Linked DNA regions of Homo sapiens: region 2 is linked to region 1. A link is an interaction called in ENCODE POLR2A ChIA-PET data of the cell type or tissue named here. Cell type or tissue: K562. All regions are shown on one strand.

What was found. Peaks named below come from ENCODE experiments on the same cell type or tissue, not always from the same donor. Only the 100,000 strongest peaks of a DNase experiment are listed, where the experiment ranks them.
Region 2: POLR2A ChIA-PET joins it to region 1 with 5 read pairs; 1 of 35 experiments calls an interaction of 5 or more read pairs at or near these places.

The regions. Positions count from the first base shown.
Region 1 is chr7:135,930,656-135,938,655 of GRCh38, reverse strand. The region is part of intron 3 of MTPN (myotrophin); the gene reads left to right. Among named protein-coding and RNA genes, the nearest start is that of MTPN, 43 kb to the left of the region's middle. In K562, no CTCF peak of the experiment used is centred here; DNase peaks (open chromatin) are centred at 3,869, 4,286 and 4,735.
Region 2 is chr7:135,336,999-135,344,998 of GRCh38, reverse strand. No RefSeq gene overlaps it. Among named protein-coding and RNA genes, the nearest start is that of STRA8, 110 kb to the right of the region's middle. RefSeq lists enhancers at 5,379-5,878, 5,879-6,380. In K562, a CTCF peak has its summit at 3,772 (motif pointing left); a DNase peak (open chromatin) is centred at 3,737; H3K27me3 peaks cover 4,809 bases.

The DNA.
Region 1 (8,000 bases):
TTTGAAATAAAAATTTCTGAGTGAGGACACCAGCATGCTTCTATGGAATGATGAAGAGCTTGAACTCTGTAAAGCTGTTTCAATGGTTTTTTAAAGTTTTATATTCACTTCCTGTCAGTTCAAATCAACATAAGGTTGCTAGAATCCTGACCTGATAAGTGTCTGTCATAAAATGTTAAACTAGAAACATTGCAAATATTCCTTGAATTGACTTTAATCCTCAACTGCAGTCTTAGTCCTTTCAGATATTTGTTTTGTATTTGATTCTAAATTGCTTTCTTTCCAAAGTGAATTGACCATTCAAAACCATGGTTGCTAAAGAAAATTTTCTGAAGTAATTGGTTATATTCCAAGGGGGAAGGGTATGTGTGTGTGTTTATCTGTGTGTATATGTAGATAGGTAAATCCATATGCATATGTAGAGATAACACACAGTTTGCCCTCCATAGCCATAGGTTTTGCATCCATGGATTCAACCACAGATCAAAAATAGATTCAGAAAAATAATAGCACAATAATTACAAATAATATAAATTAAAAAGCAATACAGTATAACAACTGGGTGACCCTTGAACAATGCAGGGGTTTAGGGTTGCCAACCCCTGCACAGTCAAAAATCCACATAGAATTTTTGACTCCCAAAAAACTAATAGCTTACTGTTCACCGGAAGCATATAGATGACATAAACAGACAGTCAACACATATTTTTTGTATGAGTTATATACTTCATTGTTACAGTAAAGTAAGCTGGAGAAAAGACTATTAAGAAAATCATTACAAAGACAAACTACATTTACTATTCATTAAGTGGAAGTAGGTTACCATAAAGACCTTTATCCTCATTTTCTTTGCTTCAAGTAGCTTGAGGAGGAGGAATTGGGGGTTGGTCTTGCTGTCTCAGAGGAGGAAGAGGTGGAAGGAGGGACAGGAGAGGCAGGCACACTCCATGTAACTTTTATTGAAAAATATCTGCTTATAATTGGACCTGCACAGTTCAAACCCATGTCGTTCAAGGGTCAAGTGTATTTATATAGTGTTTACGTTGTATTAGGTATTATAAGTAATCTATAGATAATTTAAAGTATACAAAAGTATATAAAGTGTGTATGTTATATGCAAATCCTAAGCCATTTTATATAAGGGATTTGGGTATCCAAGAGGGAGTTAGGAACCAATCCCCCTCACACACAGAGGGATGACTATATATGTAGTTGACTGTATTTATATTTGGTTCAAGAGAGAGAGAGAGGTTTTGTGTGTGTGTGTGTGTGTGTGTGTGTGTGTATCCAGTTAGCACTTGGAGATCTATATATATATAGAAGTGCTAATTTTTTGCCTGATTTTATTTGTAAATTTTTTAAATTTTGCATGGAAACAAAGCTGCTTGTTATTCTGTCAATTTATCAGTATAACTATAATCAGCATCTTCAAAACCTTGACAAAAGCCTCTTGTCAAGATAATGTCAGATAACCTCTGAGGAGTTTGAGAGTTTCATCCTTAAAATGTTACTAATCCAGTTTTCTTGGCCTATTTTTACATGCTAAGAACTGATAATATACAGGGGAATTAGGCTGTCTGAAGTAAGAAGTAGATAAAGGTGACAAGCAGGTAAAGATATGTTCTTGTTGTTTCATGTGGGTATATCTTATCTTTCCAGCTAGATTGTAAATTATTTATGGGTGGAGATAGCATGACTTGAAGTTTTTTTAAACATTCTGCATGTTTGACCTCACACTATCAAATAATACTTGATTATCTACAAGTGTGGCATTTGAAGATCAATAAATTACTTGCAATGCCTTAAAAACGTTTACTCCCTAGAATGACAAACAGCCTGTCTGTTTGGGTCACTTTAACTTGGCCATAGCAACCTTTTTCTCCTCCAGAAAACTTCAGAAAAATCAGCAGAATCATGCTGTAGGCAAATGAACCTAGTTCTGATTGTAATCAGATGTCAGCAATAAAGGGACTTCTATGTTGCAATTACCTGAAAATAAGTGGGTATGTTATATAGTGTGCTAGTAGGCAGGCAGCCTGTTCACAATGGAAATGCTTTGTTGATATATTCACAGCAGTCTGTCTTTAAATCTGCCAATTTAATACTATAATTATTTTATCAAGTTCCTTATATTTTTAGTTCCTATTTGTATCCGTTTTTTTTGTTTGTTTGAGACGGAGTCTCACTCTGTCACCCAGGCTGGAGTGCAGTGGCACAATCTAGGCTCACTGCAACCTCCGCCTCCTGGGTTCAAGCGATTCTTCTGCCTCAGCCTCCCCAGTAGCTGGGATTACAGGTGCCTGCCACCATGCCTGGCTAATTTTTGCATTTTTAGTACAGACGGGGTTTCGCCATGTTGACCAGGCTGGTCTTGAACTCCTGACCTCAGGTGATCTGCCCACCCTGGCCTCCCAAAGTGTTGACATTACAGGCGTGAGCCACTGTGCCCGGCCTGTATCAATAAACATGTATTGATTACCTCTTATTGGGCCTGTGCAAGGCCTTGGGATCGCAAAGACTAATAAGCCTTGTTCCTGCCCTCAACATAGTTAGTCTGGTAAAAGGAGACAAATATGTAAAACAATCAGTGCCTTGAAGCATTGTGGTTGCTGTGACAAGAGTTATATGCAATGTGTAAAGACCCGAAGGAAGAAGAGGGCAATTGTGGTCTTGGAAGTTAAGGGGATAGTGTGTTATGAATAAGAATGTCATTACAGCTCCAGGTACCACAATTGTAATTTCATAAAGCAGTTGACACTTGAGCTGAACCTTAGAAACTTAGTGTCTAAGAGTCCAGTAGAGAATTGGGGCACCATCCCAAGCAGAAGCAACAATGAGAAAAGTCACAGGGACAAGAAAGAAACCATGATGTATTAGAGTACAGTACGTTGTTTGGCGTAGCCACACAGTCAGGTAGAAAGGATTTAGCAAGGCCTATGACTAGAGAGGTAGGTAGTGAACAGATTATGCCTTTATGTGTCATGTTATTTATCTTTATTCTATTTCGTGAGAATGCCATTAAAGGCTTTTAGGTATATGAACAGTATGATCAGACTGGCATTTGAGAAAGAACACCCAAACATGTAGAGTCTGAATTAGAGTTGTGTAATAAAAAAGGCCGGGCGCAGTGGCTCACGCCTGTGATCCCAGCATTTTGGGACGCTAAGGTGGGCGGATCACAAGGTCAGGAGATCGAGGCCAGCCTGGCTAACACAGTGAAACCCTATCTCTACTAAAAATACAAAAAAATTTAGTCAGGCATGGTGGTATGCACCTGTAATCCCAGCTACTCGGGAGGCTGAGGCAGGAGAATTGCTTGAACCCAAGAGGCGGAGGTTGCAGTGAGCCGAGGTTGTGCCACTGCACTCCAGCCTGGGTGACAGAGCGAGACTCCATCTCAAAAAAAAAAAAAGAAAGAAATCATTGCATCCAAATGTTTATACCTGAACTAAAAAAGTGATGGTAGCAATGGAGAACCAAGGACAGATGGGAAATCTTAATAGTATGGTCTGAAGACTTAAGTAAACAAGAACTGCATACTGTCTCCACATCTTCTGGAAGATGGTAGTGTTCTTCACCTTGTTGGAGAATATTGAAAAAGGAGCAAGGTTTATAGGAAAAGATTACAGATTCATTTTGGGAGAGGTTGAATTCAAGGTATTTATGGAACTTAAAGTAGGTAAGTCTGAAAGCCAGTCCTCAGAATGAGGACAATAAAGGTTGGACATGGATGAGATGATTAGGAAGAGCACGTTGAGCAAGTTATAAAGAGTGTTAAAGACCTGAATCCTGTATAAAGGACAGCCAGAGAAAGTAAAGGAAGGCAGGGGAGAGTAGAAGGAGTTGGTGTGGGAGGGAGAGGCAGGCTAGACAGGAGAATGTGGAGATAATACTGTCTTGAGAGTTAGGACCATAATGAGTTAGGAATATCACTGTTCAGATACTATATATGTTGACTAGACTTGGCATTTACAGGACGTTAGTGACTTATTTCAAAGTGTTTTCAGAACAGTATAGGTCAGGTTGCAAATTGTCTGTCATGTCTGATTTTTCCTTGTGCTTTAGAAAGAAAACCCTAGGTTGTAGTTGTCCACATGGCAGCCTAGGTAATCCTTGTGTCTCAGCTTTCCTTGCAGTAATTATGGCTGTGTGTCTAACTAACTTTTAGGCTACTGGGATATGCACAAATGATGTGTGTCACTTCCAAATCATTACAAAATATGAAGCCACTTGCTGTGGACTTTTCTCCTTATCTAGAAGGCTAGAAGCAGCTGTAGGACGAGCCAGCTCCAGACATATGGGTGAGGAGTGTACCCATGGGAGATCAACAGAATGGAAGGAACTTAGGTCCTTAGATGACCTTAAGGACAGAGCCACCCTGCCAACCTATGTGCTTGGCACTAAGACTGTTTTATAAGCAAGAAATAAATTAACTTAGTTCAATTCATTGTGTTTTAGTTTCTCTCTGTGGTAGCAATTTACCTTAAGAGTAACAGATTGGTTCATGAATTAGTCTGTTCTTACACTGCTATAGAGAACTACCTGAGACTGAGTGATTTATGAAGAGAAGAGGTTTAATTCACTCACAGTTCCTCACGCTGTACAAGAGGCATGGCTGGGGAGGCCTCAGGAAACTTAACAATCCTGGCAGGAGGCAAAGGGGAAGCAGTCATATCTTCTCATGGTGGCAGGAGAGAGTGTGAAGGGGGAGGTGCTACACACTTTTAAGCAACCAGGTCTCATGAGAACTCTACTCTATCACAAGACAGCACAAGGGGGTGAGGGGTGGTGCCAAACCATTAGCACCCGTGATCCAGTCACCTCCCACCAGGCCCCACCTCCAACATTGGGAATTATAGTTTGACTTGAGATTTGGGTGGGGACACAGAGCCAAACCATTTTAATTCATTAGTTTGTGGGACTGGGGAAAACTCAGGCTGTTACTGTAAGTGTTACCTTCTGATTCAGTCATTTGTGAGGATTGCATAGGGTTGCAATATTGGAACAACAGAGAGAAAATGACTAGTCATATTAGTCTGCTAGGTGCCACCAAGAGCAGTATTTACCTAGAAATAATTTGAACATCACTTACTTAACTATAAGAATTGATAAAAACACAGTTTTTACAGACCAGAATATAAAAGTTAATCTTGACAAAATAGAAAAGCTGGCAAATTAGGAGGTGGAGGGAGTGATGGGAAGGTTGAGAAAGTATCTTATAAAATTACTTCATGAGAATTGATGGAACAAGAAATACAGGTTTAAATAAATATCGTTTACATTTATAAAGAACAAAATATTTTAAGTATAAGAAATTGAGAAGGTCTGGGGAAGGGTGGTAGTGGTGAGCTAAAGGCCTATGTATGTAGCAGGAAGTCGAAAGATAAAATCTAAAGTTATAGCTCAAATATCAGCATGAGTATATTATTTAAAGCTATGCAAATAATTAAAAACAATTAAAAAATGGTTTCTTCAAGGAAGGGATAGGGCCAAATATACTTAAATTCTTCAGTTACTTCAAAACTGGTTCATCTTTTTTTTTTTTTTTTTTTTTTTTGAGGCTGAGTGAGTCTTGCTCAGTTGCCCAAGCTGGAGTGCAGCATCACGATCTCATCTCAGCTCACTGCAACCTCCGCCTCCTGGGTTCAAGTGATTCTCATGCCTTAGCCTCCGAAGTAGCTAGGATTACAGGCGTGTGCCATCACATGAGGCTAATTTTTATGTTTTTAGTAGAGATGGGGTTTTGCCATGTTGGCCGGGCTGGTCTCTAACTCCTGGCCTCAGGTGATCCACCTGCCTAGGCCTCCCAGAGTGCTGGGATTACAGCTGTGAGCCACTGCGCCTGGCCCTAAATTTATTCTTCAGTATTGTATCCCTTTTGATGGTATTACAAATGAAATTTTTAAATTACATGTTTGAATTGTGAACCTTTTATCATTATGAAATGTCCCTCTTTGTCTCTAGTAATTTTTTTTATCTTAAGGCTTCTTTTGTCTGATATAAATATAGTCACTCTACTTCTAATTACTCAACTATTTTTAAAGAAGTATATATGTATATATATTTAGAATAGAAGAGTAGAAGGAAACACTAAGATGTTAACATTAGTTGTATCTAATGTATAGAATTACGAGTTTTCTGCGATAAGTTTGCATCATAATTAGGAAAAAGGTGACATATACATTTTAAAAATATTTTATCTAAATACTTCTGGTTGCAAATAGCAGAGATAGTCAACAAGCAGAAAAGGAATTTTTGAAAAGATGACTGGCCTAGTTGCAGAATCAACAGGAAAAGCTGGGCACCAGGTTGAGAAGAGATTGAGCTGTGGCAACTGCAGGGCTCTGGGTAGCAGGAACTTGTCAGCTTTTTCATCGAGGTGGTGCCCCAGAAATGAGTTCTAACTTCTTATATTCTCTTTTGATCTCTTCAATCAGGATTCAAAATCTAGGAGAGAGTATTCCGCTTTCAAATCTTTGAAATTTGGTGAGGAAAATAAGCATCTCGGTTTTATAATCCCAGGACTATAGAGGACCCTGGGAATGGTTAAGGGGAACAGAAATACAGTTACAATGAATATGATCTAGTATTTGGTAGCACAACAGGGCTACAGTAAATTGTTAACTGTTGTGAACAACTTACTGTTCACATTTGTTAACAATTTACTGTGTAATTTAAAATAAGTAAAAGAGCAGAATTAGAATGTTCTAACACAAAGAAATGATAAGGGCCCTGATTTGATCATTACATATTGTATGCCTGTATCAAAACATCACATACCCCATCTATATATATAACTGTTATGTACCCATAATAATTAAGAATTAAAATTTTAAAAAGCAAGAGGGGACAAATGATTCCCCAAGATGAAATTAGGGTGCTGCCATCAAATGGAGGGAAATAAACTCTGAGAGCTAAAAAGCAACAGAAGTTCACTATAATATGTAACTGTTAATGCAGAATTATAGTTGATAATGCTAGTCATAAAAGTAGCCATCAAAATGAATAAGAAATAACTTTTTTGAATACAGTTATCCCTTAACCATTGTGGCGGGACTCACAGCACTGAAGTTCTCACGCACTGACGTCTCTCCCACTTGACCCTGAATTCCATGTCTTCCATGAAGCAGTTAAATTCATTTAGAAAATGAGGAAATAGAGACTTTTATAATAATACTGAGGAGGACTTTGTGATCATTTAACACTTCCTAAAATGTCATCTCCTCCCTGGTTTACCTAATCAGCCTGTACTTCCTTGTCAAGACTCAGCTCAGGCATTTTACCTCATCCCGGAAGACTTTCTCCCTTAAAACGCCCTCCTGCCACATCCTGTTCTGATTATGGGCCACTCATCCCTGTTACTGTTCTCTTCCCATAGTGTTGTGTTGGCTGAGTTGTCTGACTCTCATACCAGCCAGACTGGCAGACTCTTGTCTTATTTTTCTTTGATTCTCCAGTCCTTTACACAGTATGCGCATATTAAACATTCAGTAAATATTTGTTGAGTGAATGGGTGGATTTGCCAGAGAAGAGGATAAGGCATCCCATCTAGAGCCCGCATGGATAAAGGCATGAAACACAGCAGGAACTGGTGAGAAATTCTGTAGGATTAGAGCATGGAGCGGTTAACTGGAGAAGAGACTGGTAAAGCTGACCAGCGTTAGCCTCTAAAGGACCATATGTGCCAAGTTTAAACAATTCTGTAGGTGTCAGGAACAAGCAGAAGAATGTGTGAGATTTGGCAAGGGGAGTGGGTCAGGACTCTAGAGAATGTGTGGTGAATAAATACTGGCTGGAGCTAGAGCTGGTAAACAGAACCCTCAGATGGTAGGATGTTGTCTCTGGGAGTTAAGAATCAGACCTGGTTTGGGAGCAGATTAACCTACCATGCACCTAGGCACTTTTCCAAGTGCTGGAGTACAGTGGTGAATTACTGCTCCCATGGAGCTTTCATCCAGAAAGGGTAGACAGATGAAACAACATACAGGCACAAAAGGGCA
Region 2 (8,000 bases), 590 kb after region 1:
AAGTTGCAAAACAGTACCGAGAATTCCCATATATCCTTCACTCAACTTCTCCTAATGCTAACATGTTACAGAACTACAGGACAGTGACCCAAACCAGGAAATTAACATTAGTGCAGTACTAACACACACACATGCATGTGCGCACACACACACGTGCACACACACACACATTTAGTAATAAAATTATTGAGAACCTTTTAATGTAGTTGGCAGTCATTTGGATTTTCTTTTCATAAGGTCTGCTTGGATTCTTGGCCAATTTTTCTCTTGGGTTGTCTAATTTTTTTTTCAAATTGAATTTGTAGTTTCCTGGTGGTCCTCATTCAAGAACTGTTGTTGGGATATTTATGTATCAATTCATTTAGGGTGACAATAATAAACCCATACATGTTAGCACAGTTAATGTATTTGATGAGGAATACCTATATTTTCAGGAACAAGAATCAGAGTAGAAGGTGGCACTAGTTTTTGCATTTTTGTGAGTTTCTTTGATGTCTGGCTTGGTGGAGGATAGCTAAATTCTCATACCTGCTTCCTCATTCAATTTGTTGGGTTATGTTTTTTTATTTGGCTTTTATTCAATGGTGTTGGCGTACCAGAGTTTATTCAGCCATTTTCCAATTGGTAGGCGTTTACTTCTTCCAGTTTTATAATTTTTGTGTTGTTTTTGCTACTATGAATAATGCCGCATTAAACATCCTTGCATGTTTTTAAAAAAGTGAATGGGAAGTGAAGAAACGGAGGTAGTCAGTGGAGACTAACATTTTAAAAAATACACGATTCTTCATCTCCTTTGCAAATAACACTAAAAGTTTTATTATTAACTCTCATTCTTCATCTCTTTATGTGTTCACTCTTAATTTCCATTAAAGTACACTCTTACTTGTTTGACTGTTAGTTGTTACTATCTTCAGCAAAACCTCATATCTCTGTTACACCCTCCATTCCTCTTCTCCGGTCTAAATGTGAGACTCTTCAACTAAAGGAGATAGGAAACCACTCAATCGAATATTCTCTTATAATTCCAAATGGTCCTGTAAAGATAGCTCATTCTTCAGTGGGCAGCACCCTTCATGTCCTTAGAGAATCCCCTCAGTAATGCCCATGATGTCCTCCTCTTCTTAGGTGAGGATGGTTTTCTTGACCAGCCGTCAGGACTTAAACGTTACCAGTGGTTGGGATACGCACGGTTGACATGTGACACACTCGATGTTAGGAAACCTGGACCCCACTTCTGTGGGACCTCTACCACCTGTGTGACCACTGAATACCTATGTTGCTTTGCTTTGTGGGTCAGTTTCCTCATCTATAAAACGAGGGATTTGCAGTAAGTAATTTTGAAAATTCTTCCCTGTTCATTCTTACTTCAATACCTTGCAACTGTGGCATCCATTTGCCAGATGATTGGCCAAGGCCACAGCTGTCGTGTATGACTGGGAATGTGGCAAAACTAGCTGGTCCATACTGGGACTTGACCTACAACTCACTTGTGCAGGGTGCTACTCAGTCCTCTTCCCTGGGGTGGGGGTGGAGGGCTCCAAGGCCTCAAGGCTTATCCCAATCAATGAAGCCCTTCTCCCAGGCTTGCTTCTTAGGGCCATGGTGTTGGTTGATGGATTAGTTGAAGGCAGGAGCTGATCTGGAAACCCTGGCAGGGAGGAGGTGGGAGAAAGATGTGGGGCCGAAGAGACCTAAAAAAGTGACATGAGATTCTCCTGGCTGCCTCACACAGACAGCGTCCCTTTCCTGTGCCACGATGGTGCCCACATTCAAGTCACGCATGAGGACAGGCTGGCTGAATGACAGTGGGCTCCTAGTACAAGCCTCTTAAAATAGCAGAGGTAGGGCTCCATTCCAAAACAGTGACAGTATCAGCAAGTTAATTAAGAGATCTGCCAGGGACGATGCGAAACCTGGCATGTGGCCCATTCAGATCAGCGCTGCTCAAGATGAACTGAGCGGGTGTTTGTTTGTCAGGCTGAGCTAAGTCAGGCTGAGAGAACAGCTCCCCGGAGAAGGTTTCATGTCAGATATTCAGAAAACTTCACTTCTCGCCGGTACATATGCTCTCAGATCAGATGACATTTTGATGGAAAACTGTGTAGGATTTCCATTTAAGTATCCAATATCACAGCCAGTTTGCATCATGCCTTTTGATTTTCTTTTAATGTAGCCTATCTAAATTTCATGATGTTTCATTTGGAAACTGGTCCTTGTAGGTGGATACTGCCCATCGTTAGGTTTTAGATGAAGTAAGGAAAGTGCAATCGCCTTCTCAGTGCAGTGACGGTAGAAGAAAGGGAAGGACATGTAGGGCAGGGGTCAGGGAGTTGAGCAAGTGGTTGGGAAAAGGGGAAAAGTGAAGAGGAAAAAGAAATGGGGGAAAATGGGCCTGCTCCTCCATGGGTTGTAGATCCCTGGTCTGCATGTGAATGCTGGTCTCTGGGCCAGCTGCTGTTGGAGGAGGTGTAGTCCTCCCCCACATCCAGCCACTTTTTCCCTATGGGCTGGAGTCCTGCATGTCCAGCTGCTGGCTGGCTATTTCCACTCAATGTCCACCGTCCCTTCACACCCAGTATGCATGAAACCTTCCATTTCCCCCAACACACTCTGCCTCTCTGACCCCTGTTTCTAGGCTGCCTTTGTCAGTACTGGCGAAGTGTGGAAGGGTGTGGGCAAGCCACGGCCAGGGAGTGACCCTGGGCTGTAGCCTCCATCTTACACTGAGCTGGGCCTTTCTGGGAAGACTCCAGACCTTTTTGGGTTGGGAAACACAGGTGGAGCATTACCATTACCTGTGTGAGCTGCCTGGCAATTCTGCCTGAGCAACTCAGAGCATGATATCGGACACATGCAAAGTTATCAAGATTTCAGTTTTGATTGGTCATGAGAGAAAACTCTGTTCACAAATGCCCAGCTTAAAAGTTTTTTTAAACTTTTAATTTTTTTCAGCACATGCCCACTGTAGCCAAACACTCTGTACCTCTTGCATCCATGAGCTGACAAATGCAAACCTTTTTCTATCTTTGCTGCTGATTACTTTTATCTGGGTTATTATAATTTAGTAGCTGTGCACAATATACATATATATTAGAGATGGGGTCTCACTCCAGGCTGGAGTGCAGTGGCATAATCATAGCTCACTGAAGCCTCAGACTCCTGGGCTCAAGCAATCCTTCCACTTCTGCCTCCCAATTTGTTGGGATTACAGGCATGAGCCACAGCATCTGGCTCTTCCAATATTTTCCCATTGCTTCTCTGGACCCATTTTCCACCCTTCTCCATCCTATGCTCTGCCCTGGAGGCCAACCTATCTGGGCTACACCAACAGGTTCCTGTGCTCTCTGGCTTTGGTTGAGTTTGGCCAATGGGGAACACAAGTCAAATATTAGAGGAAAGAAGGAGAGTGAGGCCATAATCTTTAGTCTCTTGGATCCCTACCCGGGAGAAAACTGGAACCCCTCAGCCAAAGGTCACACATTCTCAACTTATTTTCCTCAATGTGACTTTCTCCTCCTAGGGACCAGTCCCTTTTCTCTCCTTTGCCCTTGGATCTAAGGGTGGTAACAGTGCCTTCACTGTTACTAGCCCTGGGTTACTGGATATCCAATATAGTTCTCCCATATTCTACTTCCACCTTTGTAAATGATCTGATTTGATTGCTGGGAGTCTGAGTGGCGGAGAGTTGCACAATAGGGGCAAGAGGACAACTTGGGAGGGGACTTGGGAGGCACTGTTTCCGAGGCTTGTAGTTCCGCCTGCTGGCCACCTGTTAGTAGCAGAGTGAGCGGCTGTGCTGCCCTACCAGGATCATCCTTAGGCCTTGCTAGAGGGGCCCACTCTGGCCGTCCTCTGGGTATGCCCTCTACATGGGGCAAAGAATCTGGGGCCAAAGGAACATGCCAACCTGGACCCCTCTGTATAGACCACACTCTCATTCTAAGATTCTGCCACTTGCAGAGCCTGTGCAAGCCTCTTTCTCAGGTGTGCACTCCTAGGCCTCACAAAAGAGTAACCAAGGGAAGGTGCTGGGGAGGGGGAACATGGAAGAGCTCAGATGTTAGGACAGGGATGTCCATTTGCACACACCCAAGGACTGTTGTGTGGGATGGAGCAGGGGGTGGGCTGTAAGCTGAGGTCTGTTCTCCCTGTGCCACCCCATTTGAGCACAGAATTCAAGGAGTCTGCATTCCAAATGCAAGTCAGCTACCAGGTGGTTTTGAAGGTATATTCATCAAGGTTGGGCGATGGAGCATATTCATTTCACAGTTAGCTGGCCTTGTAACTTTTCAATCCATAGACACACAGTGTGTAGTACGTAAGCCTTCATTTGGATCTGTGCCTCAGGCCTGCAAACAGCATGGGTGGGGGTCTTCAGAGGAGTCCTGATTGCTCCTGTTCCATGGCAGGCAGCCTGGCCCCTTTCTAAAGATTTCCTCATTAACCCTTGCAGTGAACTCAGCCTTCTTATGAGGTTCTCTTAAGTCCAGCTCCATTAGGAAACAGATACCGTGACTTAGGAAGACTTTTCTGACAATGGAGTGAAGGCCATTACAGGGGCTGAGCTTGCGGTCAGAATCCCAGTCAGGTGGCTTGTACTTTCCAGCTCAAACAAGAAAAGGCAGGGATTGGGCGCCTTGCGGGAAGGAGAAGACAGAACAGATGGCCATGAGTGACAGTTTCTCTCTCTTGCCACAGAATTTGAAGGGGATGCCTCCTGCGGAGGGCAGTGTGCCCTAAGTCACCCCTGCTGTACTCACAGGCCCATAGCAGGAGCCCAGGCATGTGGGCATCTTGCCCCAGCTCCAGGGATTCCAGCTGTGCCAAGGAAGCTCTGTGGGTGGCAGGCAGCTGTCTGGGGAGGCTAATGCGGCAGAAGCAGATCCTTGGCTTCTGGAGCAGGTGGATGCATGTCGAAGCTACTGATAGGGCCCCTGGTGCAGGCACTTTTGGGGGTGACCCTGGCCTGCCCATTGGCGTGAGGAGGCTACCCCAGACTGCTGCAAAAAAGGAGAGAATAAGGGAGGAAATGAGAGGGAGCCTGGATGTGAACAGGTTAGAGCTGTGGCTGGGCTGGATGGGGTTGTCCTGGCTCACATGGACACGGATGCTCCTTCTGACTCCTAGGAGAGCTTGGGTCTCTTCTCCTAGTGTTCTGTGGCTGAGGGGATGGGCACTTTATCTTGTGACAAGCCCCTCCACTGCTTTCTTCCTGCTCCCGCCAATGTATAGATGACAAGTGCCAACAAGGGCAGAGTCCTGCTCCCTGCCGGAGCCATTTTCCAGCCACACTCCTCCTGCTCCCAATCACCATCAACAGGAAGCTGTCTGACCATCTAACTGAAGGCCTTGACCGGCCATTGGAGTGAGGTCTGCATTGTCTTAGTGTGTTCAAGGCAAGCAAAGTCCAGGTAACCAGTTCCTGGGCATAAAATGGGAGGAAGAGAGGGGTAGGTGGTACCTGCTTCTGGTGACACGTGCTCAAGGCCCAGATGTGTTCACCCTCCCCCTGCACCATGAGGTTGGCTGGAGAGGGGAGCCATTGAGGAAACCCAGGCAGGGCCTGAGTGGGGAGGCAGGGAGATGCTCCAGGGAGCAAAGCCCACCCTGCAGGGGAGGCTGGGAGTGCATTAGAGCCCTGGCACCTGGAAGGGAGACTCTTCATGGAGACCTGGAGGGTGCTGGCAAGAATGTGGCTGGAAGAAACTGGTCCTGAACCCAGTGTCTGGGCCACATCCGGCACTCTCAGTTCAGTGCGCTTCTGGTCTGAAGCCACCATTCAAAACTGGGGGCTCAGTTTCTGCACGACCCATACTGCCACCGCACCTGCTCATGCTTCTGGGTCCCTGGGAGTCAGGCTGAAAGCCTGGCTATCGGCCAGTGAGGGTGAAGAAATAAATGGCACTGTGGGGGCAGAGAGGTGGCTCCAGGACCCCTGCACATCCTTCTCCATGGGTCCTAAGTACCTCTAGGTGCCAGGCTCTTCCTCTTGGCTGGGGCTGCCTCCCTGGGTGGTAGCTGGGGGGCAGAGAGGGCAGGCCTGGTCCTGGAAGGGAAACTTTGAGAGCCACGTTGGCTGCGTGGGCTTCCCACCAGCACAGCCTGTGCTTCGGGGCCCCCGAGCCTCTGAGAGTGAACTTCAGCATGTGAAGGGACCCCTTCTTCACCACCAGCTGGCAGATGTGGGGAGAGGAATGAAGAGGTTGCCCAGCCCCCACCCGTTTACTTAAAAAAATCACAAGATCTGTACACTTAGAAAAGGAGACTTTATTTTTTGTAAAGGGTTACAGCCCGCAAAGTGCCTATCCCGCAGGCTGGGAAGTGTAGCCCCCAGCCAAGGCCAGAGACAGGCCCTTAGGAGGAGGAGGAGCTGGGGCAGGGCTTTATGCGGAATGGGTTGGCTAAACATATGTATTCAACAGGTTACAGAAGGAACTATGAATACTCATGAAAGTGGTCCTGACGCACTGGATTAAACATGCATGTAACATGCGACCCATGTTCACCTTGGGGTGGAGACTTAACATTTAAATGCACTACAGTTAGGCCCTACACGTCAAAAGTTGAGCAGAGACACAAAGGCACTCAAGTGTGCAGCCTCTGTAAACCGGCCAGAACCAGTCCATGGTCAGTGGCCTTCTTATTCAGGAGAGTTACTGCAATCAGCCTCTTGTCCAATGAAAGCTGTGGTTATGGCTGGTAGAACAGGAGGTTAGTCCATGCCTGTGAGCTGCAAGTGTTGTAATTGTTTCAATATTGCTTATCTTGAGGCCACTGCTTGTTTAGTGGCTGGAGAAAAGGAAGACCCTTGTGGCAGTTGGACATAGTTTATTCTTTAAGTGTGGGGGGTGCATGACTTAACTCTTCTCTGGCATGGTCCTAGGTCCTGTTGATAATTTGGTATCTTATTGCCACAAACAGTCTGTTCCGTCAGGCTTATGACCTCTGTTGTAGCATTAATGCTGCTCAGTCATTGTGTCTAAACTGCAAAAAGGAGGCAGGTGTAATAGTTGTGTCTGATCTCAGTTCCATGATAGCCAGGAATTTAGTTTTTCAAGATTCTCCGGGCACCCCTTGGCCAAGAGGGGATCCGTTCAGCCAGTTGGGGGGCTTAGGATTTTATTTTTAGTTTACACACCTTTCCTGTGTCTATTCCCCCCAGGGTCAGATCAAGGCCCAACATGACACATATCGGCCCTGCCAGTCTTGATGCATTGGTCTGGCTTATGTGGTTCCAGTGGTCCTGTCTGGAGGGAGCCCAGCCAGGGGCTGTGCTGCCGAAGGGAGGCATGGAAGGAAGGCTGGTCCTGGCCCCCAAGGGCCCCTTTCCCACTGCTTAGTGCCCTTCCGCCTGGTCCCGGCTTCCTCTCTCTGCTCAAGGATCTCACTCAACAGTTCTTGAATCAGGTGGGACCACAGTGACTGGAACCTTAGCCCGGGAACCCTAACAATGTGGTTCTCCCCTTCTTCCAGCTGCTGTTCCTGGACTGACCTGTGTGCCCTTGAGGCAGGTACCTTGAGGCTATTCTTAAGATGTTATTGTCAGGCAAGTGGCCTCCTGTCCACTCCTCATGCTGTCCTCTTTCTCTGGGCCTTCTCATCCACGCCTATGATGTCAGTGACCATGTATGCAGAGTTGACTCTCAGTGTTGACATCTCCATCTCTCTCCTGGGAGACCCTTTGTATGTACATATGCCTCCTTGACATTCTCACTTGGATGTCTCAATTCTCCTTGAACTCAACAACTGCATGTATGTTCATCCACTCCAAGCCTGGGCCTCTTCCAGTTTTCTCTAACCCAATACAAATCCCCACCTTCCATCACATCAAAAAGCCCCAAAACCCCATGCCATCTCTAATACTTCCTTCTCCCTTATTCCACCCCATGGCCAATTCATCACCAAGTTCTGTTGACTTTACCTTCTAAACATTTCTTCCCATTCAGTTTTGCCCATCTTCACCTTCACCATCACTTTGGTCTGAGCCACCACCTTTTATC